Linked DNA regions of Homo sapiens: all the other regions are linked to region 6. The links are chromatin loops, found by intact Hi-C in ENCODE. Cell type or tissue: GM12878. All regions are shown on one strand. Region 1 overlaps AUTS2 (activator of transcription and developmental regulator AUTS2). Region 2 overlaps AUTS2 (activator of transcription and developmental regulator AUTS2). Region 3 overlaps AUTS2 (activator of transcription and developmental regulator AUTS2). Region 4 overlaps AUTS2 (activator of transcription and developmental regulator AUTS2). Region 5 overlaps AUTS2 (activator of transcription and developmental regulator AUTS2). Region 6 overlaps AUTS2 (activator of transcription and developmental regulator AUTS2).

Region 1 (5,000 bases), 92 kb after region 6:
TAGATGTCTCCTCTTAAAACATTTTTACTTGCAGTGATGGCTTCCTTAGACTCGTGTGTGATTGTTGCTGGGGCAGTTAGGTGGAACTAATAGGTGTTGCTTGTTGATTCCCTGCTACCAAGTACTAGTTTTGAAATTTGAGTATTCATTAAAAACAAATAGGGATTTCTGTGTCTCACTCCTGGAAATTCTGACTCAGTGGGGGTAAGGATTAGGAATGTTTAATTTTTGAAAGCCCTGCAGGTAATTTTTTTTCTACTTTTTAAAAATTATAATTTTTATTTTCTTTACTGTTCTTTTAAGACATCCTGTTATAGCATCTGCAGGTGATTTTGATGCCCAGCCATGTTTGGGGAAAAAAGTTTGGGTTCTGAGTGAAAATAGAAAACGTAATGACATGGAAAGGAAGTCAGGGGATAAGAAAAGCTCTATGGCCAGCCATGGTGGCTCACACCTGTAATCCCAGCACTTTGGGAGGCTGAGATGGGCAGATGGCTTGGGCTCACGAGTTTGAGACCAGCCTAGGCAACATGGCAAAACCATGTTCCTATTCAGGAACAAAGAATAGATCACAAATTAAACTCTGTGGGTTTTCATAAGTGGAAAGTTGGCTTTCGTTGTTCTGTATTTGGGTGCTTAGTGGACAGGAGTTATCTAAAAGAAGTAATTATAGTTGTAATGCGGACCCTCAAAGTTGAAAGTAGATTGAAATCCATTATTTTACAAGGTGGCCTTACTATTTATAGTTTGACTGTAGGTATGGCAGTGAGAGATAAAATTACTTTTTCTAGCTTTGCAAAACGCCAAACGTCTTTGAAATTAAGAGTAAAAGGGGTTTAAAATATGTACTGCTTTATAAAGCAGGAAAACCCCACTGGAACATTTTGGGTGTTTACAGAAATGGGTATTCCATGGGAGAGAACGTGGTAACCTATGTTTTGTCATCATTTGTTTAATCACTGAAAATATATTAACAGGCCAGGCATGGTAGCTCATGCCTGTAATCCCAGCGCTTTGGCAGGCTGAGGTGGGAGGATTGCTTGAGCCCAGGAGTTTGAGATCAGCTTGGGAAACACAGTGAGACTCCATTTCTACAAAAAAAGAAAAAAGAAAAAAAAGTCACATGTGGTGGCACACCCCTGTGGTCCCAGCTACTTTGGAGGCTAAGGTGGGAGGATAGCTCGAGCCCCAGAGATCAAGGCCGCCGTGAACTGTGATCGCACCACTGCACTCCAGGCTGAGCAACAGATCAAGACTCTTGTATAAAAAAGAAAAAAAATTTTTTTAAAAATATAAATATAGATTAACAAAGTAACAGGGAATATAATATTTTCAGGTTGGTCATATAGAGGAAATACTATATTGTGTTATTCAGCTTAATAAAATATAAAACAAAAAAATTATTAACTGTTTGAAAAATTGTAGTCAGATATTTGATTAGGGGTAGGTCCTGATTTGGATGAATTTGAATCACATTCGACTAAATATTGTGCTTTTTAATACTCACTTTAAAAACAAAATTAATTGGGCAAATGTTCATATCCATTTTAAAAAACTATCCTCTTAAAACTAGATTGATAGTAGACATTAATAGGCTTGATGTTGTTTATAATATTTTGCTATATTTTAAGAGCATGCTTTTGTATATTTTCTGTTTTAGTGAAGCATTTTAAAAATGCCCCCCTCCCACAACTGCAGGAATAAATCTAACAGATTTTGACCAAAATTACTCTAATTTTGAATTTCTTGAAACTGGGTATGGAAACTAGACATTAAAAAAAATCTTTATTTTTAAGCACGGTTTCTTGGTCAGTAGCTTCTGTATTACGGGAGAACACAAGAAGGGGCCTTCTTGACACTCAAGAAATGCTCTTTTTCCATCTACAAATAGGAAGACACCCTTTGTGGTATTTTTGTTTTGTGGGCCCTGAATGAAAACGTATTATGATCAGTTTTAAAAATTGCTGCCCCTTTAATATCTGAATATATTCGTGGCTAGTGAAGCACATGCATCTGTCAGATCATGGGTGAGAATTCACTTTTCTTTTTGCGATTTCTCCAGCCACAAGGACAAATTTAGTTTTGCAGAGCAGTTTGACACCTCTAGAAGCCTGCGGTTAGCCTCGGTGCACCTCTAGCAGCTGCATAGGCTCAAGAGGACCTCTGTTCTTCCCTTTTTGGTTTGGTTACCTTACCCCTCCTCAGGGAAAGGCCAAGAGACTCAGCACTTCCTCCCCAAGTGAGTTTCCTTAGTAACGTCAGCCTTCTCTAATGCTGGCCAAGGGTGTCTTTGCTGGGCTGTTTTCCCTCCAAAATAGACTCACTGGGGTATAGAATTTTTTTTTTACGTGAAGGGTATAGAATTATTTTCAGAATAGCAGCAGGGTAATTAGGCTCATTGTTGACATGTCATTGAAGTCTCCATGTGACAAAATTGCTCCTCCCTCTTTGAGCACTCTGAATACTCTTACCCTCTTATCTCGATCTGCTCTTTAGAAATACCAGCAGATAATCTGGGAGAAGGCCACCATAGCCATGCACAGAGTGGGGAGAATGAGGAGATCTTTGCTGAATGTCTTTTAGTTGTTTGAGTTGGAGATAAATGCAGAATGACCTCCATTTTGCCCTAAGAACCTGACCTTCTTGTCACTTTGTGTAACATTAATTTTCTAATGTGTTCTGGTCAATTTGTAAAAAGATTTTTTTTCTAGTGTCTCAGCTGTTGGTTTGACTTTTGTATTTTCATTGGTAAAATATGTATGTCTTTGCTGTGAGCAGAGAGAAACAGATTAATAAAAACCACTGAACCAGCATTGCATATGTAATTAATTAACACCACCAGGAAAGCTGGTTCATGGTTGTGTGTAAACTTATTTCCAAACATCTAAAAAACGTTTAGAGTTATCTTATTCAGTTGTCTCACTTCTAAGGGATAGGTTAGGAAGCTGTAACGTATGTGTATGCACAGAAACTGTTGGACAATGATTCTCAAACTTTACTTTTCATTAAAATCGTCTGGAGGGCTTATTAAAATGTAGATTGCTAGACCTCATCCATAGTTTCTGATTCAGTATGCCTGGGTGGGGCCTTAAAATTTGCATTTCTCATGTGGCCCCAGGCATTGCTGATGCTACTAGTCCAAGGACCTTACTCTGAGAATCAGTTTTAGGATGTAGATCTTATGTTCCTCTTTGCCAAGGGCAAATGAACTGAATTGTATAGGCTTCCTTTTCTTTTACAAGAAGCATTGCCTCTTCTAAGTAGACATCCACCAAATATTTATGTACTGTATCCATGGTGCCATGCACTGAGCTAGGTGCACTGGGGATAAATAAAATGATCTCTGCCTTGGGGAACTCACAGTTGAGAGAGGATTAAATTAAGAAACCCACCAATCGTGATTCAATATGAGAAGTGCTGTGGTGATGTCAGGGGTAGGCTTTCTAGATTTGCTATGAGGTGCAGTCTGAGCTTTTTCTCAGACTGTCTTAGCTTTATACCTACAGAAATAAGTGAAAGAAAATGAATCTTCTGCAGCTTAGGATTTTGTTAGTGCTCAGATCAGTTTCCTCTCGTCCTTGACTTTGGGCATCCCAAGCTCTGTATTCAGACACTCCTGAACTGGCATTGTGAGCTCTCCACCCCAGCTTTTGTGGAAGAGTCCTTCCTCCATTTTTAAATTACAATTTCAGACACTGTCCACTGTGGCAGCAGGATTTGTAACAAGACCAAGTTAAGTGATCTTGGCTGAACTGATTTATGAGACAGCTTCAAAAATTCATGAGGTACCATGGGAACTTTCTGTAGTGGATCAGCATGCCGCTTTTCCTTCACTTCTTCAAGTAGATCAGACATTTTGTGATAACACGGCAGTTTATAGTGGAGCCTTCTAGATTATGGCTCTGCTGATTAAGACACTAAGACAGACCTGAAGACAAAGAGAAGGGAGAACAGGATGTTACTTTTAGAAACTCCTGTTATCCTAAGCTTGAGCAGGGACTTTGGGTAAAATACATCTATGTATAACTCAATTTATACATAGAACTCTCTAGGGCAAGTTTTTCTCCAGTGGTGATCTGATATGGAGTGTCTTGGCCATTAATAATGGTCCCATAATTTTAAGCACAATAAAATGTTAGGTGTGTATATGCGAAAAATTGAGTGACATAGTAGTTGTCTCTCCTCTCTTTGTGAAAACCGGTAGACAGGAACGAAGGATGTGGCCAAAACCAGTGACAGGTTATGGTGCTTTCCCTATTTTATTGATTGCTCATTTCTAGTCTCTAACCTTATTTGCTACTTATTGATCTAGTAGAAAAGCAAATAATTTTCCCTAGATAGTATTTTGTTGAGCTGGGCTTTGATGACTTGTCTACCAAAGGGTTTTTAAAAAGTACTTACCTGCTGAGTGGCAGCCTGTCTACCATTTAATGTTATTATCTGTGAGCCTGGGGGTTCCTTCTTAGTAGGATCACTGATGTCATAGGCTGCCTCTTTATTCTGCCTACTTTCCTGCAAGATACCACACATGCCCGTGGTCTGCTTTAATGGCCTCACAGTGCACACAGCCTTAGACTTAACACAAGAAACATATGAGTGATCCCATTGGAGATAATGTGTTGCCGAGTCAATTTGGGTCAGCATCTGCCAACATGTCAAATTTTCACACTAGGTTGTATTTTGAGATTTTTATTCATGCTTTTGGGTTCAAATTTACTCACAAATAAGTTTTGAACTTTTAAGTGCTAAAACTGCTGAGTTCTTGACTATCTGCACTTGGGGAGGGGAAGGTTAAAGATAAGGGGTGGGTATGTATGGGAAGGAAACAGTAGCACAGATCATCTAACATAGGAGGTAAGATAGATTTCCCAATGTCATATATAACTTTGACTATATATTTTTTCCTATGTTTACATTCTCCTGTTTATGATTATACTCTTTTGGTTCATATTAAATTGGTGTTTATCTCCTAGGAATATATATGGCGAGGTGTGTCATAG
Region 2 (5,000 bases), 140 kb after region 6:
TCCCTGCTTGGGCTAGCATTTTTGCCTAGTCCGGGTTATCTCCAGAACCTGGTCTGCTCCTCATTCCCATATCCCATTAGGAACAGTGGGCATCAGTTGCAAAAGTAGATGACAGTAACACACTCCCTAAGTCCCCAGTCTGCTCCTGGGAGGAGCAGCCTGCCTTGTTCATGGCAGTCATAGCCACAGGGGGATGTTTGAAAGACAGCCCCTTATACAGTGTCTATTGATTTTCTTCACCCTCTTGTTTTGCTCATCCATCCTGTTGTTCTAGGATGCTTATTTGTCATGCATAAAAGCCTTGTTACAGTGAACCCAAACAAGTCATTGACATTTAAAATTAAATTGCAACAGGTATTGTCAATAGCTAAACTGCTCATTGACAGTGCATTGCTAATTGCATTGAGAGAACATCCTAACTGGGTATATTCTGCCAAATCAAATCGGAAACATTGGCTGTCTACCAGCAAATTCATTTTGACTTGCACAGAGTTTGGGGATCCACAGATCCCTCACCAATCTCAAAATACTGTGTTTATGGAAACGCTAATTATTATTTTTTTTTTTGCTGAGGTTCTTTGCAGAGAAGGGGAATTCTGATCATCTTCACTGACTGCTAAGCCAGGAGTCAGAAACTGTGCCTTTGGAAGGGAGAGAACTACAGATTTGGGGTGGAGTAAAGTTCAATGCAAGGGGGTCATTTGGGGAGGTGGGCCATCAGGTTCTTTATCTGTAAATCTAAGCCATATCCTTGGATCCATTTTTTTTTTCCTTCTCTCCTTTTTCATCCCCTTCTCTCTCTTCTATAGGTACATGGGAGGGGGACAAGGGTGGAGACACTTAATTTTTATTAAGCACTGTTCGTGGTATTTTATGTGAATTAATTTGTTTACTTCCCACAATGACCCTGGGGAGCAGATATGCTATCAGGTAAAAAAACTAAGGCACAGAGAGGGTAAAACTCTTCGAAAGAGTCTTGTGGTTAGTCAGCTTCTGTGAGAGTGAGAGTGGGCTGCCCTGAGGCCATCTGTTCCCTCTCCCCAGCTGATATTTTTGTGCTCTCAGGGTAAACATTTAAGCCTGTGAGTTAAACTCAGCCTTGGACTAGCTGAGTTCCTCTGGAGGCCTTGCAAGTAGCAGTTTGGTTGGCAGGGCAATTAAGTATGCTAGGTGCACTGTGCTGAACCCCAGGAGGGAGGGAAGGAATGGAATCTAGTCTTTGCTTGCGTTATACATGCTTATTGGTTTGTGGCAGGCGTGATTGATGCCAGAATCAAAATGACTTAAAGCAGCTTCCCTTGAGAAGCACTACTCTAACGGTTTTTTTTCCTCTTTGTTGCCCTAGGTCCCTTGTGAATAGGATTTAGCTCTGATTCAGCTGCTGCTGTTCTTTTGGTAATCAGTGTGGAGGAAGGAGATGAGGGCTGCTATTAATGGCTTCTTATTTTGCATTCTCCTAATCAGATATCCTGCAGTTATTAGTGTGAATGCAAGATGTTCGGTGGTGTCCCTGGGTGGTTTTCTTAGGTGTACTGGACTGTTAGCTTTCTAAGATGGAATGTTTTATTAGGTTCTGGCCTAGGGGGTTGGTTAGATGGGTGGAGGTTGTTAAAAAGCACTAAAGAAAAGGAATAGGATATAAAACCAATCTTCAGGGGGTGGGAATAACAACCCACCACCTTCACTTCCCTCCCCTCCTGCCCTGAAAACCTTATCTTGCTAATACCCTTCAGATATTAAAAGTGAAATAACAGAGCTATTTACTAGGCAGCTAAATGCAAATTCTCTCCCCCATTAGTTTTAATTAGGATGAAATCATACATTTAAATAACCACTTCTATTACTAATAACTGAACTTCTGATTCACTCTGAACCCAGGCAAATGCCTCTTCTGGTATGAATGGCCCACCTCTGAGTCATTCCGCACCTGCATATTGACACAGCCAGGCTCCTGATGTGGGTACACACATCTGGGATTTAAGGGCATGACTGGCATGTTGAATCTTGGGTATAAAGCTTTCTGCACTATACCCTGGGGACAAACAGGATAGCTCAACTGGAGAATAAAGAGCTTGCAAGCTCAAAAGAAAACAACAACCAAAAATACCTCAACCAAATTCTGCTCTTGCTTCTATCCTACTGTTTCTTTAGGTGTTTAAAGGGCTGTAGTTTTAAAAATCTCCCACCCACCTCATCTTTTTAAGTAAATGTCACAACAGTACTATGTCAATACAGTTGAAAATAAGTATTTGAGTTGAAAGAATTGGCTCTTTGAGGCTTTAACTATCAGATTTGTGCTAATTCTTTACTGTTTCCTTGACATAGTATATGCAGTCTGTGCTAAGAGAGTATGGATGTTGTCGTCGGTGTATAGAATGGTGGCTGTTGTAAACTTCTGTATGTTGGGGAAGGATTGAACCTGCTGTCTGGAGAATTAGAAACCAGCAGCTTGACTTAAATCCCTCAGTGTCACAACCAGCTAATGAAGGAGAGGACTGCTAAACTCCCAGTGGTCTTTGTGGCTACGAGGACTTACTCAAGTTTGAGACTATCTTTAGTGGGCCAATGACGTAGGAACACAATCAGCAGAGGACATGTAGTTTACAGCAGCCTGTAATGTGCCAGAGACATGACTAGCTGCCTCTTTGGCCCTGGGGAAGTGTGTCTGGCCCTGCTTGCATCCTCTGTGAGTGGGAATTGTGCCAGACACCAGCTAGACATGACCAGCTGCTTCTTCGATGTTCTGTGGACATGATTGGCTGTAGCTTTTGATCAGGACAGTGTTCCTAATGAAGTGTGACCAGCGTCATTTAGACAGGAAAGAATGACAGCTGATGTGCAAGAATTTTTCTTGATTGGCAGCATTTGGAACTAGTAACCAGAGAAGGTAGGTGGGGGGAGGAGAAGCCAGCTCTGATTGACAAGAGCTTATCTTTATTTAATCTACTTCTGAGGCACTGAAGTTGAAATCTTAGGCAAGTGAAAGAAAGGAAGACACAATTGTGAAACATAATTAAAGATTCTTGACAAAAACATACTTAAATCAGAAATGTCTTTTTTTTTTCTTTTTTGAGATGGAGGTTTGCTCTTGTTGCCCAGGCTGGAGTGCAATGGTGTGATCTTGGCTCACTGCAACCTCCACCTCCCGGGTTCAAGGAATTCTCCTGCCTCAGCCTCCCAAGGAGCTGGGATTACAGGCGCCTGCCACCATGCCTGGCTAATTTTTTTGTATTTTTAATAGAGACGGACTTTCACCATGTTAGGCTGGTCTCAAACCCCTGACCTTAGGTAATCTGCCCGCCTCGGCCTCCCAAGGTGCTGGGATTATAGGCATGAGCCACTGCGCCCGGCCAGAAATGTCTTTCAATAGGAGAGCAATGCAGAGTTTAGGTGTGAGGTTATCACTGCTCCTTCGGCTATGAGAAAGAGCTTTTGCCCAGGGATTGTTAATTTTTAGGCAAAATTTAAAGTGGCGATGGGCTTGGATAGTTCTAGCAATAAAAAAAGTTCTGCTTCTAGTTACCATCTTGTTGACTTTCCAACCTACTTGGAAAGATTTCCTTTGGAGAGGCCAAAAACAAGTGCTGTGTATGGAGTGTGGCCTGTGGTGGTAATTTCTCATCAACTCTTGATCCACTGAGGATTTAAATCTTAAGTCTTCATGTGCTTTGAGAAAAGATGACAAGCGGAAATAGTATGTTTGTTTCCTAAGGACACACATGTGATTTCTGAGAGCTGATTGTATGCAATGTGGTGGTATTCTTTTGCAAATAGGCTTGGGAACTTGGCATCCTGGATTCGAATCTGGGCACCACCATTTTCCAGCTCATTCCTTCTTATTCAACTCCACCCCACCTCGAACCCCGATTTGGTTTTAAAGATTCACATACTATTGTTTTAGTAATTACCCTTGAAATAAAGTCACATATACTTTTAAGTCTAAAGTTAATCCAGGACAGGTGCGGTGGCTCACACCCATAATCCCAGTACTTTGGGAGGCCAAGTTGGGCGGATTGCTTGAGCCCAGGAGTTCGAGACCAGCCTGGGCAATGTGGCGAAACCCTGCCTCTACTAAAAATAAAAAAATTAGCTGGGTGTGGTGGCATGCACCTGTATTCCTAGCTACTTGGGAGGCTGAGGCAGGAGGATGGATTGAGCCTGGAAGGCAGAGGTTGCAGTGAGCCATGATGGCACCACTGTACTCCAGCCTGAGCAGCAGAGCAAAACCCTGTCTTAAAAAAAAAAAAAAATCCATAGCCTAACCACCTTGGATAATACAAGTGACTACCCTATATCTGATCATACTGCCACCCCAACCTAAATCCAGTATTTGTTTTGCCTTTTTTTTTTTTGAGACAGGGCCTCCCTCTGTCACTCAGGTTGAAGTTCAGTGGTGCGATATTGGCTCACTGCAGCCTCAACTTCACAGGCTTAAGTGATCCTCCCCACTTAGCCTCCTAAGTATTAGGCATGAAGCACCACGCTTGGCTAATTTAAAAAATTTCTATTTTTGTAGAGACAGGGTCTCCCTATGTTGCCCAGGCTGGTGTTGAATTCCTGGGCTAAAGTGATCCTTTCCACCTCAGCCTCTGAAAGTGCTGGGATTATAGGCATAAGCCACTGGTGCCCAGCCTATTTTACCTTTTTTTTTTTTTTTTTTTGAGGGGGGAGGGCAGATGGTCTTTTAGATTTACCTATGTATTTGACAATTTGTTTGTTCATATTTCTTTCTTGTGTCTCAGACCTTCCTTCAGGTTTGACTTTTCTTTAGAATTTCCTTGAGCGAGTGCCTATTGGTAGTAAATGCTCTTTTTTGTTTATCATAGATGTCTTTCTTTTGCCCTTCATCTCAAAAGGTAGTTAGCTGGATACACAGTTCTAGGGGGAAAGATTTTCTTCTCTTTGAGTCTTGTAGGTTTGTTGTGAAGATTACCTGGGTTCATATCTAAAGCCCTTAGCACTATGCTTGGCATGTTTGCTCTGTAAATAACAGTGGCTGT
Region 3 (5,000 bases), 430 kb after region 6:
AACTGTAGAATGAAAGCTGCTACTTTTGGTATATTTCTTGAGATCATCTTATGAAGTGAAGCACATTTTCCCACAGAAACAGTATAGTAGTCGGGGTTAACGTTTCTGACTAAAGTCTTGGCACCAACTAAGTTCTTCTCATAGTGGGTCATAAAAGCAAAAAGGCAAAAATTATAAACCTTTCTAAATCATTTAAAAACTTAAATTATGATCCAGGTCCTTAAAAAAAGGACATAAATGTACTGTACAATTGAATTTTATGAGGTGCCCCAATGTACTATAAAGTATACATAGAGCATATAAAATTCTAACTCCGCTGTATCATAAATTTGACCTCACTGAAATGAATAGGCTCACTGTATGGCAAGCATTAATGAAACGTTTAATTAACATTCCCTTCACTTGCATTTTTAGAATTTTAAAGGGCTTCCTGGGGACTATTTCAATGGCTGAGGTTTTTGCAAAACAAAAGAACAAAACCTTCTCATAAAAACTGATCTCTTTTGCTCAATAACTCCTCCAATAGAGACATTTAATTTAATTAGACTGATGAACCTGAATTTGAATTTTATACCCAAACCTATGATCATCCTTAAAAAAAATAAAACAAAAAATATGGTATTGAGACAGTTAAGCACTTGATGACTTCATGAAGGCTTCCTGTGGACCCTTTAAGCCACTGTGTATACACATATCATTTATGTCCTTGCAGTTTTCCCAAGCTAAAAGCCACAGGGATATGAGTACTTTGTGAGGGACAGTGGTGCAGTGTTAGAATGGATGAGCTGTAGGGCTGTGGGCTTCAGACCCTTTCATAGCTCCCTGTAAGGTATCCTCCTCCTCTAACCTTCCCTGTAATTATGCTATGTTGGTTTACTTTATTGCCTGGTCACTCCAGGAGAAGTCCCCAGGGAGTCATACTTGAATGAACAGATAGAGGCAGAGTAAAAAAAAAAAAAGACATTATGCTAAGTGAAAGAAAAGTCATTCACAAATGACTGCATATGGTGTGACTATATTTGTATTAAATATCCAGAATAGGCAAATCTGTAGAGATGGAAAGTTGGAAAGTAGATTAGTAGTTGTCTAGGGGTGAAACATGAGAGGGATAGGGAGTAACTGCTGATAGGTACAGAGTTTCTTTCTGGGGTGGTAAAAATATAAAATTAGATTGTGGTAATAGTTGCACAACTATCTGAATATAATAAAAACCATTGAGTTGTGTATTTTAAATGGTTGAGTTGTATGTATGCAAATTACATCTTAATAAAGCTATTATTTTTTTAAAAAGGTATTAAGTTTCCTCAAGTTAAATGAAATGACCAAAAGGGGAAAGGTTTTAAGCAGTGAGCACTCCTTGTAATGTATGTGTATAGTGAGTATGCATATGTTTGTAAAAGTATAATGTGTGTGATCCAACTATGAGCCATATGGTGCTAGTCATGATGTGTATACATGAATTCTAGAAAAAGAGGAAGAACCTTTAAGTGAGAGAATGCCATGCATTGGGAAGCAGTGTGGGGCAAGATCTGTGTGGCTCTAGGGTGGCAAATTTAGTTTGAGCTTGTGAATCCTTGCAGAGATTGGCAAATATCAGATACTCCTTGGCAGAGAAAGCAGTAGAGTCAAAATTGAGAAGATTTAAGGAAGCAGAGACTAATAAGGAGAGAATGTTGAAACCTGTTATTTGTAGTTAGAAGTGTAGATGTATACAAAATAGAAAAAAACAAAAAGAATCTTCTGCATTATATCAGGAGGAACTTATTGGTGTTTTAGGACCATTAAGATGGAGAACACAGCTCACTCATATGTGGGAGCTACAAAGTTGAGCTCATAGAAGTAGAATATAACTGTGGTTATTCAAAGTTGGGAGACGTGGAGGGGCGGGGAGGATAGGGAGAATTGGTAAGGGATACAAAATTGCAGCTAGATAGGAGGAATAAGTTCTGTTGGTCTGTAGCATATTAGGGTGAACACCGTTAATCTTTTATTGTATATTTTTTAAAAGCTAGAAGAGAGGATTTTGAATATTCCCAGCATAAGGAAATGATAAATGTTAGAGGTGATGGGTATGCTAATTATCCTGATTTGATCATTATACATTATGTACATGTATCAGAATATCATGCCATAGCCCATAAATATGGTTGCTACATGTCAACTAAAAAGAAAATTTTTAAAAGATGGAAGACAAAAGTAAAAGATAAATGTAGATATTCTTTTAACTGTTTGGTGCTTACCTGGTGTCCTCTGAAAAATCAGAGTCGTGGGAGATGAATAACATTTCCAGAGAGCACTAGATGAGGAGTTAGAAAAGCTGGTTTATCATTCCTACTCTGTCTCTTCCCATGTTACATTAAATAAGTAACTCTGTGATGCTTTCTTCCTCCCTTGAGTTGTCCTTCTTACCCTGAGAGGATGGCACAAGGATCAAATGAGCTGACATATACCTATTGCATTGCACCTACTAGAATGTAACAAATGTTTGTCAGACTGAGGGAGGAAGGAAGGAAGGAAGGAAGGAGTAGAGTGATATCACATGCAAGGAATTGGATTTACTGACTTATTCCTCTGGCCAAGTGTGTCAACATTATGATTGCAATAAGAACTTTTGCATTAATACTATTTATACTTATGGGTATTATTGCTGCATTTGGTAATTCTACGGTAAATTTGGAGGTGCTTCTAGTATCACTGTCTTGTTCTACCAATAGTCTTGTATTTATTGACAGTTTGGTGGTTGTTACAAATGACAGGATTGCAAATAGAAATCAAGCTCCAAAGATGGATGGATTAGCTTCCTTGTTATGACCGTGTTAAGGTTACCACTCAGAACAAACATTGGTAGTTGAGCACGTCTTGAGTGTGAGTGTCATACTCAGAACAATTCTAATTTTTTAAAAATTACTTTTTTAGAGGCTGTCTCACTCTATCATCAGGCTGGAGTGCAGTGGCATAATTACAGCTCAGTACAGCCTGGAATTTTTGGGCCCAAGCGATCCTCTCACCTTAGCTTTCCATGTAGCTGGGACTATAGTCACGTGCCATTACGCCTGGCTCAATTCTACTTTTGATGAAGTTTTTGACATATTGACATTGGGTTTGACATGTCATTCCAATATAATATGATACTGTAGCATTCAACAATTCTCTTCCCAGAGGAGACTATAGAAAACAGAACATTTGCATTTCCCATTTTGTACTTTATGCCACCCACTAAAGAATTCCAAAGTCATGCAGAATGCCTTTGATGATGTGAGCTGCATGTGAATTTCTTATTGCTTGACTTTTAAATCCCCTTTGTTATCTAGGTCCATTACTTATAAGCTGTGTCACATTAGGCAAGTGACATGCCTCTCTAAGTTTCCACTTCCTAATCTGGAAAGGGGGGAAATAATGAGATTGGCCCTGTGGCATCAGGATTAGGCAAAGTACTTGGCATAACACCAGTCTCACAGAATGCAGTTTTTCTTGAGCTGTTGGGTCAGTGATGCCTGAAAGAGGAGGAGTGGAGGTTCTGAGGCATTGCTGTTTTTATCACGTTTGATTTGTTTTCTTTTTGTCTAGACTTGCCATATTATAGCTTCATCAGGATTTTAAAGACGATTGTGAATTATATTTTCAAAAGTTGTATGGACTCTTGTACTTTAGTATAAGCAGCACAAAATTAGGCTTAAGAAACTTAGATTTTAATGTTAGCTATGAGACCTTAGGTCACTGGTGCGTGTTCCTCTCATGAAATAAGAGAATGGAACCAGCTGGTTCTTTATTCTTCCCGGTTCCAAGATGATGTGGTCATAGAGTCTTCATTGCATAATTTCTTGTTCCTCCTCATTTCTTCTTACCACACTCTTGTCTTTAATCTCTGACACCTTTCTACCCATCTCCTTCAATGCTCCTTCTATTCATCCTTTCATACGTCCTAAAAATTGTTATGTCAACTATGAGGCAAGCAGTATATTAGGAGCTAGATATGTAATGTTGAAAAATATAGACATGGTTCCTGCAGTAACAGAATTTACAGTTTAATGGAAGAAGTACAGATAACACAAGTAATACTTACAAAATGTGGTAAGTGCTATGAAAGAGCAGGACAGACTGCTTTGAATGGGGGAAGGGGGGATCCCTGGCAGTTTAAATGACTTTTCTCAAAGCAGGCTGCCAAAAGGTAGCGGCGCCGGCCAGAGGTGGTTTGAGAGGCAAAGCAGCACCACAGACAGGGGTCCAAGGCAAGAAAACGCTGAGCTGCTCTCAGGTGCTGGAAAGCCAGTGTGGCTTGAAGCGTGCTAAGAGTGAGACTGGAAATGCATGCCAAGTTTGAGGCCGAGTTCAGGATTTTGTATTCCATGATAAGTGTAATGGGAAATCTATGAGAACTTTTAAGTAACAACAATATGGGAATCATACTTGACTTGGCTAGAACAATTAAAAGCTGATCTCTTTTAGAAAGTACAGTTTTGTTTTACATTAATCTTAACACAGAATAGTGTATTACACCTAAAGTGAATACTCTTTTAGGCTGGGTAGGGGCTGTCCCGTGGTTTAATATTGTTTCTATCATAGGAGAAGCCTTGGTTTCCTAGTTTCCCACCTTGTTTCTCCTCTCTCTGCCCCACTGGGATTCTAGCTGCTTCTTCACTGCATTTGCTCACCTCTTCTTCTCCACAGTCCTTTGGTCCTTGAAATGCTGTAAGAGCAGAAATAACAGCTATCCAGAGACCTTCAGATAGCAGATGTGCCTTGGGCCTGTGGGTCTGTGGCTCTGGAGGGCTAGGAATTACAGAAGAGTTAAAAGAGAAGGCCTCTGCCAGCAGGAATTCCGAAGACACCAAAACTGATGTCACTGGCTGTGCAGGCACTGAGCTAATTCTTTTGCCAATCAGTTAAATCACCTACCAAGAGTGTTCATTGTAAGTAACACTTTCTTGCCATTTGGTGGGGATGTAGAGGGACAAAGGATGCAAAAGGCAACAGGTTCTTTCCTTGTAAAACTGTAATCT
Region 4 (5,000 bases), 46 kb after region 6:
TTAAAGTTGGTCTTTAAAATTTTACTTTGGAGTGGGATGGGATTTTTTTTTTCTATTAGCGAATAGAAAACGTGCAAGAAAAGATGTAGTAACTTTTTTCATAGTGTAGTAGAACAGTCTTTGGCTCCTCTTCTTTTTGTGAGGTTTCTTGAGAAATCTCACCTGTACTTGGTATAATTTTCCAAATTAATTTAGATCTCTGACCCAGAGAGACTTAGAGTGATGCACAGTCATGTAGGGGGAGGATGTGTATGTGTGAAGGGACCTGTTATTGATTATACGTCTTACATTCTTGCCTTTCTTGTGGGATTTTGTGAAGATTAATATCTGCCAGATAGGTTTAAGTTTGCAAAATGCCTTGAGTTCCTTGGGGGAAACTGTTACATAAATGTAAATAAATTATGCAGCACCTGAATTTGGTTGTTCATCATTTTTTATAGTGTGTTTTAATTAAGAACTTAGTGCTATTTAAGTTGGATGGCTGGGGAGAGGGTTTAATCACTCCAAGATGGTTAAGTAAGTAGGTAGGAGCAACATTTAGGCTGGAACCCATGGAGGAATAAATGAACAAGACTGGAGACCAGTCATTTTCCATGGCATTTGCTGAGCGGAGCTGTGGATTAATGTCTCTTCTTGTACGTGTGTACATGGTGCTGTTAGAAAATCAGCCAGTTTTTCACTACACTTTGTCTCGGACCTGTAGATACCTTGGACCTCTCTGGTTTTCCTGAGTAAGCTGGAAACCCTAACAACAGCCAAAACAAAACAAAAACGGAGTTTGTCTTACAGTCTAGGTACTTGGGGAGCAAGAGGCATCCAGCAAACTGCATTGGCTTTTGGTACACTGTGTTTCTGTAGTCCAATGAGCTGGGTTCCAAACTACCTCCTTTTGCCTGTTACATACAGCTTTGTGTTCCAGTGGATGATACTGTTCCTTAACTCTTAAAGAGTGGACATACGAAACAGTTGCCAACAACCCGTGGTCCAGTTGTGCCTCCTTTGTTTGCTGCTTTGTCAGAGTCTCACTGTATGCTTTTTTTTTTGGCCTTTGGCGCTGTGAGCAGAGTCACCTCATCCTCCTTTCCGTGGCCAACTCAAAGACTTACAACCTTTCTCCCTCATTCCTATGTATCTACAGAACACTCACTAGTTGCTAACTAGTGGATACATGTGAATTATGTTTTGATGCCATAGGGCTGTCTAGTGGAGGATACAAACATTAAAAAAAAAAGCTAAATCCAGCAAATAGCTATAATTAGATGAGGGTTATAGAGAATAACCACAGACTCTTTCAGAGCATATAAGGAGGCGAATCTAACCCAGTCTCGGATTCTGGCAAATTGCTTCTGAAGAGTGACTCTCAGCAAAATCTGGAAGGATCACTGGGAAGAAATTAGCAAGGAAGGAGGAAGAAAAGAGAACAGTGCCTTCTAAGAAATATACCATGAAGTCATTTTTTTCCTATTCCTTTCTCTGCCCTTTTCCTTCCCCACACAGTCTTATGCAGCAGCACAATTTTAGCCATCCAAACTGGGCCAGTTGTTTTGTTACACTGTGGATGGTTGGAGATTGAGAGCTATGGGAATGGGTAGGAGTTAAAAACTGAATATAAATTAGGTGACAAGAGATGGCAAAATCATTTATTGGGATGATTAACTTATTAAATTGGGCTATTCCCATGCTGTTTTTCTAAAATTGTGCTCTGATGGCCATTTTGGAAGCCTGGTACTACCCACAGACTGGAGTATGTCCTAAGTAGGTTAAGAGCTTGGGAAAGATGCTTGCTGAGGGAGGGCCTTCTTTGTACTCTTTCTATCAATAAGAAATAATAAAGAGTTAAAGCATCGTTACATTTTAGATATACTTTCTCAAACTGCTGACATCAGAATTGCCAGGAGCCTGTTAAAAAGGCACTTTCTGTAGCCTTCCTATCCCAGGCCTTCTGAATTAGAATCTTAGCAGTAGGATTCCTGGCCACTGTAAAGTACTCTATTGAAGGCGTGGATTACCAGTGGGTTATTCAGAGGAGAACTTTCATCATTTTAGCCCCGTGGGTCCCTGCCTGATTTCCTGCCATCTCTCACTACCAGGACCAGCTATGTAATTTGTGAGGCCCCTTATTTAAAAAGAAATATTAGGAATTTCGAGACAGTGATGGTAGAGCATTAAACCAAGTATGGGGCCCTTTCTGGATGTAGGTCCCTCTGGGATTGCACGGGTTGCAAGCCCATGAAGATGTTCTTGTTCACCATTCCTGTTTGCCTTTTTAAAATGCTCCTGCAGTAATGAACTGCTTATTGCTCCCTGTGCATGATACTGTTTTTTGCCTTTGTCCCTTGGGTCTCACTATGTGGCATGCTGTGTTTCATCTCTTTTCTGTCACCTGGGCTTACCTCAGTTTTTGCACATACTGCGTTAGAATCCTGTGCAAGTCGCCCGTGCTATGCTGTGTGCTTTGAGGGCCCGGATCTGCTCTTCCTCATCTTTATATTCCCTGCCCTTAGCTGAGGCTCTGCCTTGGTCTTCTGTTAAGTGTGCTGAAAGGGATACTTTTTTAACCTGAATCTTTTCTTAAAACCTAATTAGGTTATAGGCCATTGGGAATGCAGATTTGGTTCAGAGTGAGGAGTTGGAGGCTGTGTTGCCCTAGTAGTGTCGTGAGGACTGCCTGGGCGTGACTGGTCTGAGACAGTGTGAGGAACGGGGTGTGAAACAAACTTATGACATCTCTGGCAAGTAGTGCATACTCTGCTGTTGACACCTTTGATAGCTGCTACCCTCTGATAACCAGTGTTTTTTTTTCTGGATCTCTCATTGAACTCTGAGTTTCTGGGAACAGCAGATTTTTCTGAGCCACAGGTTCAGATGTGTTAGCAGAACCTGAGGAAATGTTTCTTGCACCAGGAAGGTGGCCATTTTACTCCGTGGCTAATATTTGGAACTAGTCATTTCTGGATTGTTTGAACTAGCGTGTTCTGGGGAATTCCCCAAAGCTGGACGCACTTGTTAAATGAGGTTATGGCTCTGTGGGGTGAGAAATAGACCCGCCTACTATACTTAAAAGGACTGACTGTGTTTCTGCCTTCAGGTAACCAGAGGTAGTTATGAATTTGGGTGAAACCTCTTCATCTCATGATAGACTAGCAACTAGAGGTTCAGAGAAGTTACACAGAATATTCAAGGTTGATTCAGATAGTGACTGAATTGGGACTAGAATCCATGGTTTCTATTCTGTGGATTTTGAGTAAGATCACTAATCAACATGTGAAATCTTCCTTGTGTCATTCAATTAGAATTTAAGTGTCAAATGGATGGTAAAATCATTTCTTAGCTTATGTAGATCATAAAGATTAGCAAATCAAGGCAGAAAAAGACCCCCACACATATTTGTTGCCAGGTCTGCACTAATTTCTGGATAAAGGTTAGTATATATTTGGTCTACAGGGTGTGATTTGAGTGTAAGTTTTTTCTTTAGTTTTTAGATTATTGTTCAAAGTCCCCACTGACAGAATGCAGGGAGACAGCCTTGATTAGATTAGGCCAGATTAGATTAAATCGAATGGTTAAGGCCTTTGGAGCCTCCAGCTTGTAGGAGACACCATAATGGCCTTCATAGCGTCCTTAAATCCTATTAGGTAAGTTAATCTTATTGAAGATTTCAGGTCTGCATAAAGCAGTATTGCTCTTATACTCTCTATGGTGGGCTCTGCTTGTTAAGGTGAGCAGGCATTTTAACTTTCCGGGAATAAGTTGGTTTTATTGGTTTGGGGCAAGTTAATCTAAATAACTTGAAAGTAGACACCTGTGCCTGATAGAGAGGCCATTCCATGTAGCAAAATAGGCTGTCTCCTGGCTTCCCCTTTGCTTGGTGGCTGTTAGTACCTGTGACAGGGATTTTTTTTCTTTGCCCTGATTTGGGGAAAGAGAGTCAGGTGAGATGTGTAATAATAATGTACGGAGACAGTAGTATGGTTATGACACTGAGGCACTACTAGATATTGAGAATAAAGCACTTTGGAACTTAGGAGCTGGAAGCATTCTTAGCTGTCATTTTTTGAGTGTTTATAGTTTTATTATAGGTGCTAGTTGGCTCTTGCCTGTTTCTACAGGTGCAGTGACCATTTTTCTGAAGCAAAATATTCTTGTTGTCACAGGCTTTTCCTCAATTTGTGAATTTATGGACCTGCAAAGTTTTACAAACACATGAATTATGTCAAATTTTGTAATGTCTTTTGAAAAAAAGGGGGAAAAGTGTAAGAAATTTAGACCATGTAGGTCTGAAAGTATGCTTACTACATCGATAGTGGGGGCTGGAGGAACTGTGAAAAAAGTAATAGTAAATTTCCTTTTTTAGATCTTTGCCAAAGGTAGTTTTGTTAGATATAAACAACTTCAAGACCCACAAGTGACTACTACACACTGGATTGGCCTTCAGAGATACTGGGATTTTCTTTCCAAGTATCTTTAAAAATGAGGTTCGTAGTGCTTTAGCTAGGAGGCTGAGTGCCCACTATTAAGATCCTGTGAGTTAATTGGTTTGGTTCACAAACTAACTCATATTGCAGTGTATCTGGCTGTTTTGTGGCTGGGAGAAGGTTCCTGCATTGAAGGGACTGAAGTGACACTCTGACCTTGGGACTTCCAGTGCTGTTGTGGAGTGGGGACTTCCTTCTTCATGTGGGCTTGCTGGCTCTTCATTTATTGTCCCACCTGGGCTCTGCCTGTTACTCTTCTCAGGCCAAGAAGTGAGTTAGGTTCCTTATTTAACTTTTCTAATGGGGCAGCTCTGCATCTGTGTCCTGTCCCCAAAGACTAAAGAGAAATTTCAGGTGTGGGCCAGATTATGGAGCCTGAAGAACAGTTTTATGATTGATTAATGGTTTTGATTTGCTTTTAGGAAGAAAAGTGCAACTAGCCCATTGGATGAAGATAGTATCTCTCTCCAGCACTCCTGTATCAAGTGTACAGTGTTCTCTTCCTGTATAGCACTTGTATTTTCA
Region 5 (5,000 bases), 200 kb after region 6:
ATATATACATAAATATGTTTGTGTATGTATAATAAAAGACATTACTCTCCATTGAAGTGTTTACTACATTATGTACTATCTTAAAACAAAACTTCCCACAGGTGTCAGTACAAACATGCATTTGTTCATTTATTCATTCATTCAACAGTTTTGTTGATTGTTTGATATATGTCAGGCACTTTTCTAGGTGCTCAAGACACAACAGTGAACAAAACAGACAACAATCTCTCTGACTCAATGGAACATGCATTTTAGTGGAAGGGAATGTCAATAAAGAAACGTCTAATATCTAGAGTATTAGAAACTGGTAAGTGCTAGGAAGGAGGAAAGGGGGCCAGGAAATGATGTGATGTGTGCTGTTGTGGTGGTGGGGCATGCAATTTTAGATTCAGTGGCCAGGAAAGGAGTCACTGAGAAGGCAACTCTTGAGTAATTACCTAAAAGGGGGTGAGGAAGTAAGCCAGGTGGGTATTTGGGAGAAGTGAGGTAGGACAGTGTGCATAGCTCTTTGGAATGTGCTCCTCATCCCTCATGTTTATTACGTTGGCCAGACCAGCAGGTTGGGCTTTCAGTGGCCTGTTTGATCAGAATCTGCAAATGTTTCCTGTCTTTGGATAGTTTCCCTGACTAAATCTTAGCCTGAAGACGTATGTTAAGGGGAGAGCGTATGTTTCTTCTTGCCAACTTAGTTTTATGGAAAAGGCCCTAAGGAAAAAGCCTGTCTTTTCCTTTTCATGGGTCAGAATTTGTGTTTTGTTATTTTCTAAGCTCTAGTTTGTGGTGGAACCACCTCTCTCAGATCTTGTTTTTCCTTCAGGGCACAGTGTATTTCTCACTTAAGTAGTTTATGCAGTCTTATCACAGTGTCCCCTGCATGGGGACCTGATAACTTACTCTGATTGATAACGGAAGGGCTTTTCTGTCTACTTCTGTCTCCTTGATGGCTTCCTTATCTGTTGTCCTGTAACACTAACTGTGAACTCATTTCATTAGGTAATGAAATGTTATCTTCTGTAATTGCTTATTTGTGCAGCAGTCTTGTCTCTGCAACTGGAGAGGAACTTTAGGTTCTTTCTGAACCTTAGAGTACTGGCTCATAGTGCCTGTGCTATAACCATCATTGATTGCTGTTGGTCAAAGCACCTGACTTTTTGGGGTAAGTAAACCAACATCTTGCTTTTCAGTGTTTTGTTTTTCTGGATTACCCATCTATGCTTTGGGTTTAATGCTCCTTAGGACTTGGCCTTAGTATGCTGCTGGAGAGCCCAAGGGAACAGTATATTAGTAAGGGATGAATTCTTTGTGAATTCTTAAATCTTCCATTGCGAAGATCTTTGTACAGAATACTGGTTCTGTTTATATTGACAGTTCTTCAGAGAATTGTGTGTTGACTGTTCATGGCAGAAACACCATAAGTTAATTGCTGTTTCAAATTTCATTGACACTTTCCCCCTCATTTGGAGGTCATTTCCTCAAAAATGTCGTTGTCCACATGACAGTTTGTGTATGCTTAATAAAAGAGAATGACAAACCCAAGTTCAGCTGTTGTTACTGGACTGGGTGGTTTTTAGCTCCTCCCACAATGGGCAATAATCAGTTTGGGGTCTCAGCAGAATTATAAATACCTGCATTTCATAGTCTTCCTGAAGGAATTGCTTTACTTGGAATACTGTAGTTCAGACTGCTGATGTACCGTGCACTCCTTTCTCTTTGATGATCAGCTCTGAAGTGCACCAATTGGAGAGAACTCTTGAATAAATGCTGTCACTTGTCACATGTGGTCACTTTCTGGGGACTGTGCATGTGCCAGTGGGGGCCATCTAGAAGCCACCGATGCCCACTAATATAACAAAACTCACTGGGTTTGCTTCTCTATAATGATGTTGGATTGCTTTGCTGGAAATCCTTACCATCTTGGTTTCTCTCCTCTGTTTCCTGTAAACACCAAATAAAAGTCCTTGCATACAAATGTTACCATCTTTGGAAAAAAAAAAAGTCCTTGTAGTTGTTAACAGTTACAGAAAATATAACCTGAAGACTTGGAGTCAAAAAACAAATCCCTGCCTTCCCATACAGTCAGTACCAGCTATAAGCTAATTAAACTCAACTGTTCCCACCTGTTCCCGGGGAGGCCTCTAACAGTGGCACATGCTTTTCTCTTTGGGACTTAACATTTTTCAGAACTCTTTAAATTTCATTTTCTAGGCCAGGCATGGTGGCTTTTGCCTGTAATCCCAGCACTTTGGGAGGCCAAGGCAGGAGGATTGCTTGATTCTATGAGTTTCAGACCAGCCTGGGCAACATGACAAGACACTGTCTCTACAAAATAAACAAACAAATTAGCCAGGCGTGGTTCCAGGCACCTGTGGTTCCAGCTACTCAGGAGGCTGAGGTGGGAGGATCATTTGAGCCTGTGTGGTTGCGGCTGCAGTGATCATTGTTTGCACCACAGCACTCTAGCCTGGGTGACAGAGTGAGACTCTTGTCTCAAAGAAAATTTTTTTTCATTTTCCATTGACACCATACTAAACAACGTGTATTTCCAGAATCAACCTTTATTTCCCTAAGAAAATGTAGATTGTGATGTCCCTGGTGAGCAATAAGTTAATATTGGCTGATAGTATTTGAGCAGCAGTGACAGATAGGAGGAAGACAGGAGGGAAGAGATGGGAGTGTTGCTGGGGGAGTGGGTGTGAAACCATAACACACATATATGGTCACGTACACATCTGTAGTTTACTCAAATGGCATTTTCACAAAGCACAGTAGTGTTGCAGGTATCCCCCAGTGGGCACACAGAGCTTTCAGTCCTCACTGTGTGAAACTTCTCATACCTTTGATGTTGAATTTAAGTTCATTAGTGGCTCCTATAGCATGTCAGAGGTTTACCTCACTTGGTTCCTGACTCAACTCTGAAATGCTGAGTTTAGGGTGGATTTGAAGTGTCACCTTCGTCTCTACTTTCTAAGAGTCAGTAAAGAGCTGCCATGATAGTTAATCCTATAGTGCCTCCAATGAAGACTTAAATATACTTACTAGCCCAGACTTTGCTTTATCATTCTCCTGATCTATTAGTTTTATTCCTGTTGACAGCCAAAATGTAGGATCATGAACCCCACAGTTACATGGATGGTGACAGACCTGAGTTGTTGTCGAGAATCGTGCTGAGTTTTGTTATCACATTTCTTGTCTCGATTTGTAGCATCTCTGGATTTTACTTCTTTACCAGAATAGTGGTTATCAAAGTGTGGTCTTCGAAGCAGCAATATCATCATCATCTGGGAACTTGTTTGCAATGCAGATTTCCAAGGCTCTACCATGACTTCCTGAATCAGAAACCTTTGAGGAGGAAGCCAGCAATCTGTGTCTTAACAAGCCCTCCTGTGATTATACCCAACTTTAAGAATCACTACACAGACAGACGTTGCTTTCCTTTTAGTCTCTTGAGCTTGTAACAGTTGATATTTTAACTTTTATATGAGAGAGGACAGTTATATCTTCCTTTAAACTCTTATTTGGTGCAGTTGATTGTCAGATGCAGAGTGCTGATGTGAGGATGGACTGTGAATATGATCCACTGTGGCAGTGTTTATAGTCTCAGCCCAATGCCTTGTTGACTTAAGTAGCAGCCTTGATAACAGGAGATAAATCTGCAAAGATACTGTGAGGTTACATGGCAAGGCTTTTAAAATACACCAACATTACATTTGTGGCAAGTGCTTTGCTCAATGTTGGCATTTTTGAAGTCACCCTTTACCTCTGCCCCCTGCCCAGAAATTTCCTTGTGAGAAATGTTTTTACGTTAGACAAACTGCCATGGGGGAGGATAGTCAGAAAGAGGAGACAAATAATACGCAGAGGCAGACTTTTTTTTACATTTGTTGCTCAGAAGAAAAAAATTCCAATGAAGAATGAAAGAGGCTTCATATCCTGAATAAAGTAAATGATCTGGGTAGGATGGTACAGGAATAGAATGTGACTATAAAAAAGAACCAAATTGTGCAGACAAGAAAATATGAAGGAAAAAAGAATAGGAAAAAGACAGGGAAAATGCAAATTCTTATGGAATATTTTTGCAAATCTGTGTACAGAAGGAACCAAGCAACGCAGATCAGTTCTTCTGAGGCTGGGAGTTCTAAAAATTATGCAGTATCAAGGAAGGCTTTCTTCCTGAGTCAAGTGTAGGAAGCAGAACCAACCTTTATTTCTCTATGAAGATGTATATTGTGATGTCCCCAGTGAGCAATAAGTTAATATTGGATGATAGTATTTAGGCAGCAGTGACAGAAAGTTTTCTTTCTCCTGACTGAATCTCACACCAAGGTCCCTTTTTATTTTTAATTGTTTAGTTTAATTTTTGTTTTTTGTTTTTTGAGACAGGGTCTTACTCTGTTGCCCAGGCTGGAGTGCAGTGGCGCGTTCATAGCTCAACTACATCCTCAAACTCCTAGGCTCACACGATTCCCCCACCTCAGCCTCCTGAGTAGCTGGGACTATAGGCACGTGACACCACACCTGGCTAATTTTGTAACTTTTGATAGAGACACACACGGTCTTGGTCTTGCTATGTTGCCCAGGCTGGTCTCAAGCGGTCTTCCTACCTCCACCTCCCAAAGTGGGATTACAGATGGGAGCCACCATGCCCAGCCAAGGCTTTTTTTTTTTTTTTTTTTTTTTTTTTTTTTAAACCAGCGTCACAACCACAGAAGAAAGACAAGAGGAAGATATGAAGACAAAACTCAATTTTTTTTACTTAGTGTGTCTAGGTAAAGGTTTAGTAGGAGATAATGTAGAAATGAAATATGATAATAGCTTATTTGTGTTGAGTGCTTTGATGTATGAGGCATTATTCTAAGGGCGTTATACTTGTTGAACTGTCTACTTCTTACAGAGTCTGATGAGCTACACTCTGTTTGTGTATTTGTTTTTGGTGGCTTTTTTGAGACAGAGGCTCACTCCACTGTCCAGGCTGGAGTGCAGCGGTGCCATCACGGCTTACT
Region 6 (5,000 bases):
TATCTCACTTATGCAGTTCTTTTTGATGGTTTTATTTTTAACAAATAGGTATTTGACTGGGCTTGTGATATATATCTATTTATTTGGCTTTTGCGAGAAAATGTGCTCATTTTAATTTATTTTGTGCCTAAAAAACTTGTAATTTTAAAAGCAGACCAAGTTCAAAATGTACAGTTAATACCATTTCTTTCTTTGCTCTGATTATTTTTTTCTGCTACTTTTCTAGATTAAAATCCAGGATATTTTGGTTAGCTGAATACTATGTCACCTTCATATCTAAATATCATATGTCTATCTATGTGTAGGTAGAAAAGGTCTAACTTTTAAAAAAGTTTACTTAAAATTCTGTAGAAAAAATTAAACATACAGAAGTAGACAGAACACCCAACATCCAGGTTTGAGAACTACCAACTCATATCTCATCTTGTATTTTCTATATTTCATCTATTTCCTCTCCCACATATGATCTCATCCATATTTCTCACACAGAAATACTTCTGTATGAATCCCTAAACCATAATGACTCCAAAAATCCTCAGACCCCACCAAAACCCGCACAGCAGTATTATCACACTTAAATGAATGTATAACAGTTCACTAATATCAAATATCCTGTCAGTGTTTACATTTTAAGAGGCCCAACTTTTGTAGGGAAGCCGTAAATACATTTGTCAGATTAAAAACACACAATGGGAAATAGAAATCATCATATATGTCTGGTTCTTTGGCAAAAGGTAGTTTTGTTGGCTGTGTGCTATCACATTGTGTCCATGCTGGATGGTCAGAACATATGTGTTAGTGATTGTTAAATTAAAACCTCTGGTGGTCCACTCTATTCAGTCTGGAAGATTTATTGAACTATCACCAAGAAATGTGAGGGCTTATTGGGAACAGGCAACTAAACTATGAGCTTGGACAAAAATGTGTGTTGGGGGAGTGTTTGTAAAAGTTAAGAATTATTATAGATGCTAAGAGTTATCCTAAATACGTAGTATGTTTTCGGGCCTTGTGTTTAGAAATGAAATCAGTTGTCACCACATGTCATTAAGGCTGCTGCTGGTATGATATTGTGAAAAGAAACCAGAAATATTGGCTTGCACAGCTAGGTTTATAGCTTGTGCCAGTTCAGAGCAATAGCTGGCAAACAGTGGAGTAGCATACTTTGTGTGTTAATGGACACATTATTTGACTCCATGATTTTGTTCTGAGTAGCTGGTTTTGGACTTCTCTTTTAAAAAAGAGGCTCCTAACTCATTATGAAATGTGCTAATATAAATAGTTCCAGTTCAACTGATTTTACTGATACTGGAGTAAAAGTGATAACTTGCCTAATGAGAACCTGCATTTTTATCTTGATTATTTTTTGCTGTTGTTGGATTCTTTTTTGAGATGATGAAAGCTTTAGGGGTAGTTTGACAAGTCTCACATTTTATAGGCAGTGAAACTGGCTGAAACAGTTTCATATTCACAGGGACACTTCTCTTGAGTAATTGTGCCCTGAAGTTCAAGTGTATGATTATGAAGAGCCTCATGATAGAAGATAAGAGGGTAGGCGAGGAGGCTAAAGTTGAACATGGTGTTCTTTTCATTATGCAGTTGAGAAGCAGAATTAACGTTGGTATATAGTATATTGTTTGTTTGGATATTCTTCGAGTGACAGGATGAGAGCAAAAATCCCCAGATAAGATGTCTAGTTTTCTTAAAAAGTGGCTTTTAGCAAAGTATAAATGGGAATGTTGGGGTCCTACTACCATCAGTGTGTCCTGATGTGTTAGATAGTGTTGGCTTTCTGCTATTTGGGTTTTTTTTCTGTGTTGTGTCTATTAGGAAGCCACGTGAGTACCATGGCTGAAAACTTGACTTTGCAAATCCATTATTTTTCCCCTCATTCCTCTTTTGTGCACTGGGTTCTTAGGGCAGCCTCCTTTTGTACAGCTGACCAAGGGAAGCTAAGATGAAATTTGTGGAATTAGCAGAAAAGAGGCCAATTGGAGCTTTATAGGCTTATGAAAGTAAAGGAAGACTCATTTCTAGTGGTTAGAGCATCAAACCAAGACTTTGATGCGGTCTTCACTTCCTGGCTCTGTTTTCAGGGCTTCCCCCACACATCAGTAGCATAAGTGGGCTATACAGAATTTGGTGTACTTATAACATGCCATGTTAATAGGCTCTCACAATTTATTATGGTCAAATCACTTTAGTTGTTTAAAAAACAACATGAGTCACATGCCTTCTGTCAGTCTGCAGATATTTATGGAGTGCTTAATATGTACAAGGCACTAAGAATATAGAGAAACCAAACATAAATCTAGCGTTTTGAGAAAGTATGTAGTTTAGTTGATAAAGCCAGCACCTATGAAATAATTTTGAAACAGGTACTTGAATGCCTGATATCAACTAAGCGCCATAGGCTTTTAGAGACAGGCTAGTGAGATAGGCTGAAGTGTTCCAGAAGGCTTCATGGGTGGGGAATGGGACCTAGAAGGGTGAAGTGATTTGGATATATGGGGAAGGAGTTGGAGCTAGGGAGAGCATTCTAAAGGAATAATGAAGGCACAGGAACAAGATGCTACATGGTTAGGACTTGGGGGCAAGGAAAGGCTGGTGGAAATGAGTACAAAGGTGGTAAGTAAAGAGTGCTTGTTAGTGGGGCAGGAGACCTGTGGAGACCCACATGCCAGGCTTGGCCTGCCTAACTAGTGTGGCCTTTGAAAGTTAACTTTCTAAAAGCATCATTTCCTTTATCCATTAGTGGAGAGGTTTAAACTAGTTTAGAGTAAAGCTTCTCAAGCTGGAAGGGAACATAGCTTTACAGGATGTTCATAAATTGTTTTTTAGTCTGAAACAGAGTGATCTACCGCCAAATAGTTTCTGAAACTTGATGGGCTAGACAAAATTAAATGGATGCCATGTTCTGTCAGAATTAAAAGTCTATTGTGTGAATGTGAATTTTGAATATCAGAGAAGGCAATGTGTTGTGCCTAATTTCCTAAATCTATTTTGACCACAGAGCACTTTTATTCTCTGCATTGTAATCTATAATCCAGTATGGGAAATACTAGAAAGGATCCAAAAAAGTCCCTCCAGATCTTGGAATCTGGTGATCTCTGAGTCTGGGGTGAGTGGGCTGATGGTAGACGACTTGGAAAACCAGGCACAGAAGCTTGTAGTCGGTGCGTGGGAGCTGCTTCTTAAGCAGGAGTGGCAAGGGGAGTGAAAGTGAGGAAGATGTAAACAGTGAGGGAGACTAGTCCATGTCTTTTCCTGCTCCCCTTTCCTGCCTGACATCTGCCTTTTTACTGATTGTTACCAACCCCACCAGGAGGTGAATATTGGTGAGTGGTTCTCATTAATAGCTCTTTCAGTGTGATGATACTAGCCCAATTCTGATGCCACCAAGCTGCCCTTCAGCCAATGTTTTATCCTCTTTGTCCCTTCTGGTTTCATATATTGCTGCTCTTTGGCAACCTGTAAAAAAAGGTTGGTTGGGAAAGGAGGTTGACATTGATGTTAAAACAACGATTTCAAATTATCTGCCTTTGGCTTGCTGTATATGAAGTGGTAGTTCAAAAAAGGGTCAGAACCGCTCTTTTGCTGTTACATAGCCAGGAAAAGCTGTGGAACTGTGTTTCTGTTGCATTTTTCACTTTCTTTTTTGGAAAATTTGGCCATGGGACTGTAAAATAAATGGGTCAGTTCCAGCATTTGACTTCTGAAAGTATGCATAGCTTTAGGATCTGAGAAGGGATGAGAGAATTTGGAGGAAAGGAAGGGTGTGAATAGTGTGTGTGGTTATGAATTCAAGTATTTTACTGTACTTACTGAGTTTCATTATTTTACTTTATAAGGCAGAGCATCACTTGAGGAGTATTTATGTGAGATGTGGTTGAACGTTGTGATATGATGATTCCATGCAGCTTTTGTTAATTGTGGAGATTAACTACTTGCACCTTTTTTTTGGAATTAGAATGTAAATGAATCCGTGAATTTAAAAAATGAATTATGAGGTTAGGAATTGAGCCTTTGATCCTGAGAGTAGTGTTCTGTAGTTCTCACTGTTGAAAAAGGGTTAAGAAAACAGAACAGTAAACATGATTCAAGGAGTGTTGAGGGTGATAGATTCTGAGACTCTTCTACACCACAGTTTTATGTATTATCAAAGATAAATGGTGATTATTTAGTTTTAAAGAATGTTAGGATTAGAAATGAGGTCCCCAGATGGACACAACAATAGTTGAGGCTAGCTATTAGGAATAATTTAGGTCTAAGAGCTACGAGATTTGGAAGCCTTTGGACGAGAAGGTCTGTGGCATTTCGGGTGTTTGTGTATGTGTGCACGCACCTGTGTGCACGCAAAGGGTGAAGGATGGTGGGTTAGTGGCTTTACATTTTATTTTATTTTACCCCTATCCTGTATAGTAGTCATAATATACTAAATGCAGCCTAACTTTGTAAAAGTGTTTCATGCTGTTTTTTTCCTCCTCAAGAAGCAACTTTTTTTTTTCTTTCAGAATTAGGATTAAACCCAATATGCTGCAGATGTAGGATAAAGAACCTAGTAATGGGAGAGCAACTGTTAATTTTAGAAAGTTCTGAAAAGATTCAGGTAGATTTGAAAACTTAGATCATTGAAGTTTAGAAGAGCAATATGATAATGAATTTGGTAAAACTTGAGACAGGAGAAGATCAAAAATAATTAGTGAGCTGGGGCAGAACTGTTTTCTCTTATATAATCAGAACCTGTTCCATGAATGTAGACTTTTTTCCCCTCTGGGAGGTGAAGAGGACATAGAATTTAAGACTGGTGAGACCCTAAGTGTGTCTTCTTTCTTCCAAATCTGAGCTGTGTTCTCCTTCGTTTCTTCTAACACAATAGCAGAGTAATGATAGTTTCTATTATAGCTTTGCATCTGTTGGTATGCAATTAATACATACTGTGAGGTCACAAAGAATAGGCCCTTTTTATGCTATTAGTATGAGGAGGGGAGGAGTGAGTTTTC

The links. Peaks named below come from ENCODE experiments on the same cell type or tissue, not always from the same donor. Only the 100,000 strongest peaks of a DNase experiment are listed, where the experiment ranks them.
Region 1: it touches region 6 in a loop (3-fold over the local background); 2 of 110 quality-filtered maps call a loop at or near these places.
Region 2: it touches region 6 in a loop (3-fold over the local background); 3 of 110 quality-filtered maps call a loop at or near these places.
Region 3: it touches region 6 in a loop (2.2-fold over the local background); 3 of 110 quality-filtered maps call a loop at or near these places.
Region 4: a loop joins it to region 6, with 2.8 times the contacts of the local background. A loop is called at or near these places in 8 of 110 quality-filtered maps.
Region 5: it touches region 6 in a loop (6-fold over the local background); 10 of 110 quality-filtered maps call a loop at or near these places.

What each region holds. Positions count from the first base shown.
Region 1 is chr7:69,694,065-69,699,064 of GRCh38, forward strand. All of the region lies in intron 1 of AUTS2 (activator of transcription and developmental regulator AUTS2), which reads left to right. Among named protein-coding and RNA genes, the nearest start is that of AUTS2, 98 kb to the left of the region's middle. RefSeq lists an enhancer at 3,139-3,188. In GM12878, no CTCF peak of the experiment used is centred here; a DNase peak (open chromatin) is centred at 2,137; H3K4me3 peaks cover 1,249 bases; H3K27ac peaks cover 1,972 bases.
Region 2 is chr7:69,737,470-69,742,469 of GRCh38, forward strand. The region is part of intron 1 of AUTS2 (activator of transcription and developmental regulator AUTS2); the gene reads left to right. Among named protein-coding and RNA genes, the nearest start is that of AUTS2, 140 kb to the left of the region's middle. In GM12878, no CTCF peak of the experiment used is centred here; DNase peaks (open chromatin) are centred at 1,062, 1,922 and 2,652; H3K4me3 peaks cover 1,118 bases; H3K27ac peaks cover 1,806 bases.
Region 3 is chr7:70,031,938-70,036,937 of GRCh38, forward strand. All of the region lies in intron 2 of AUTS2 (activator of transcription and developmental regulator AUTS2), which reads left to right. Among named protein-coding and RNA genes, the nearest start is that of AUTS2, 440 kb to the left of the region's middle. In GM12878, no CTCF peak of the experiment used is centred here; no DNase peak of the experiment used is centred here.
Region 4 is chr7:69,648,482-69,653,481 of GRCh38, forward strand. The region is part of intron 1 of AUTS2 (activator of transcription and developmental regulator AUTS2); the gene reads left to right. Among named protein-coding and RNA genes, the nearest start is that of AUTS2, 53 kb to the left of the region's middle. RefSeq lists an enhancer at 2,765-2,894. In GM12878, no CTCF peak of the experiment used is centred here; a DNase peak (open chromatin) is centred at 2,980; H3K27ac peaks cover 1,011 bases.
Region 5 is chr7:69,801,544-69,806,543 of GRCh38, forward strand. All of the region lies in intron 1 of AUTS2 (activator of transcription and developmental regulator AUTS2), which reads left to right. Among named protein-coding and RNA genes, the nearest start is that of AUTS2, 210 kb to the left of the region's middle. RefSeq lists an enhancer at 2,590-2,639. In GM12878, no CTCF peak of the experiment used is centred here; DNase peaks (open chromatin) are centred at 2,798 and 3,189; H3K4me3 peaks cover 965 bases; H3K27ac peaks cover 2,745 bases.
Region 6 is chr7:69,602,095-69,607,094 of GRCh38, forward strand. The region is part of intron 1 of AUTS2 (activator of transcription and developmental regulator AUTS2); the gene reads left to right. Among named protein-coding and RNA genes, the nearest start is that of AUTS2, 6.1 kb to the left of the region's middle. In GM12878, no CTCF peak of the experiment used is centred here; a DNase peak (open chromatin) is centred at 2,067; H3K4me3 peaks cover 2,676 bases; H3K27ac peaks cover 1,000 bases.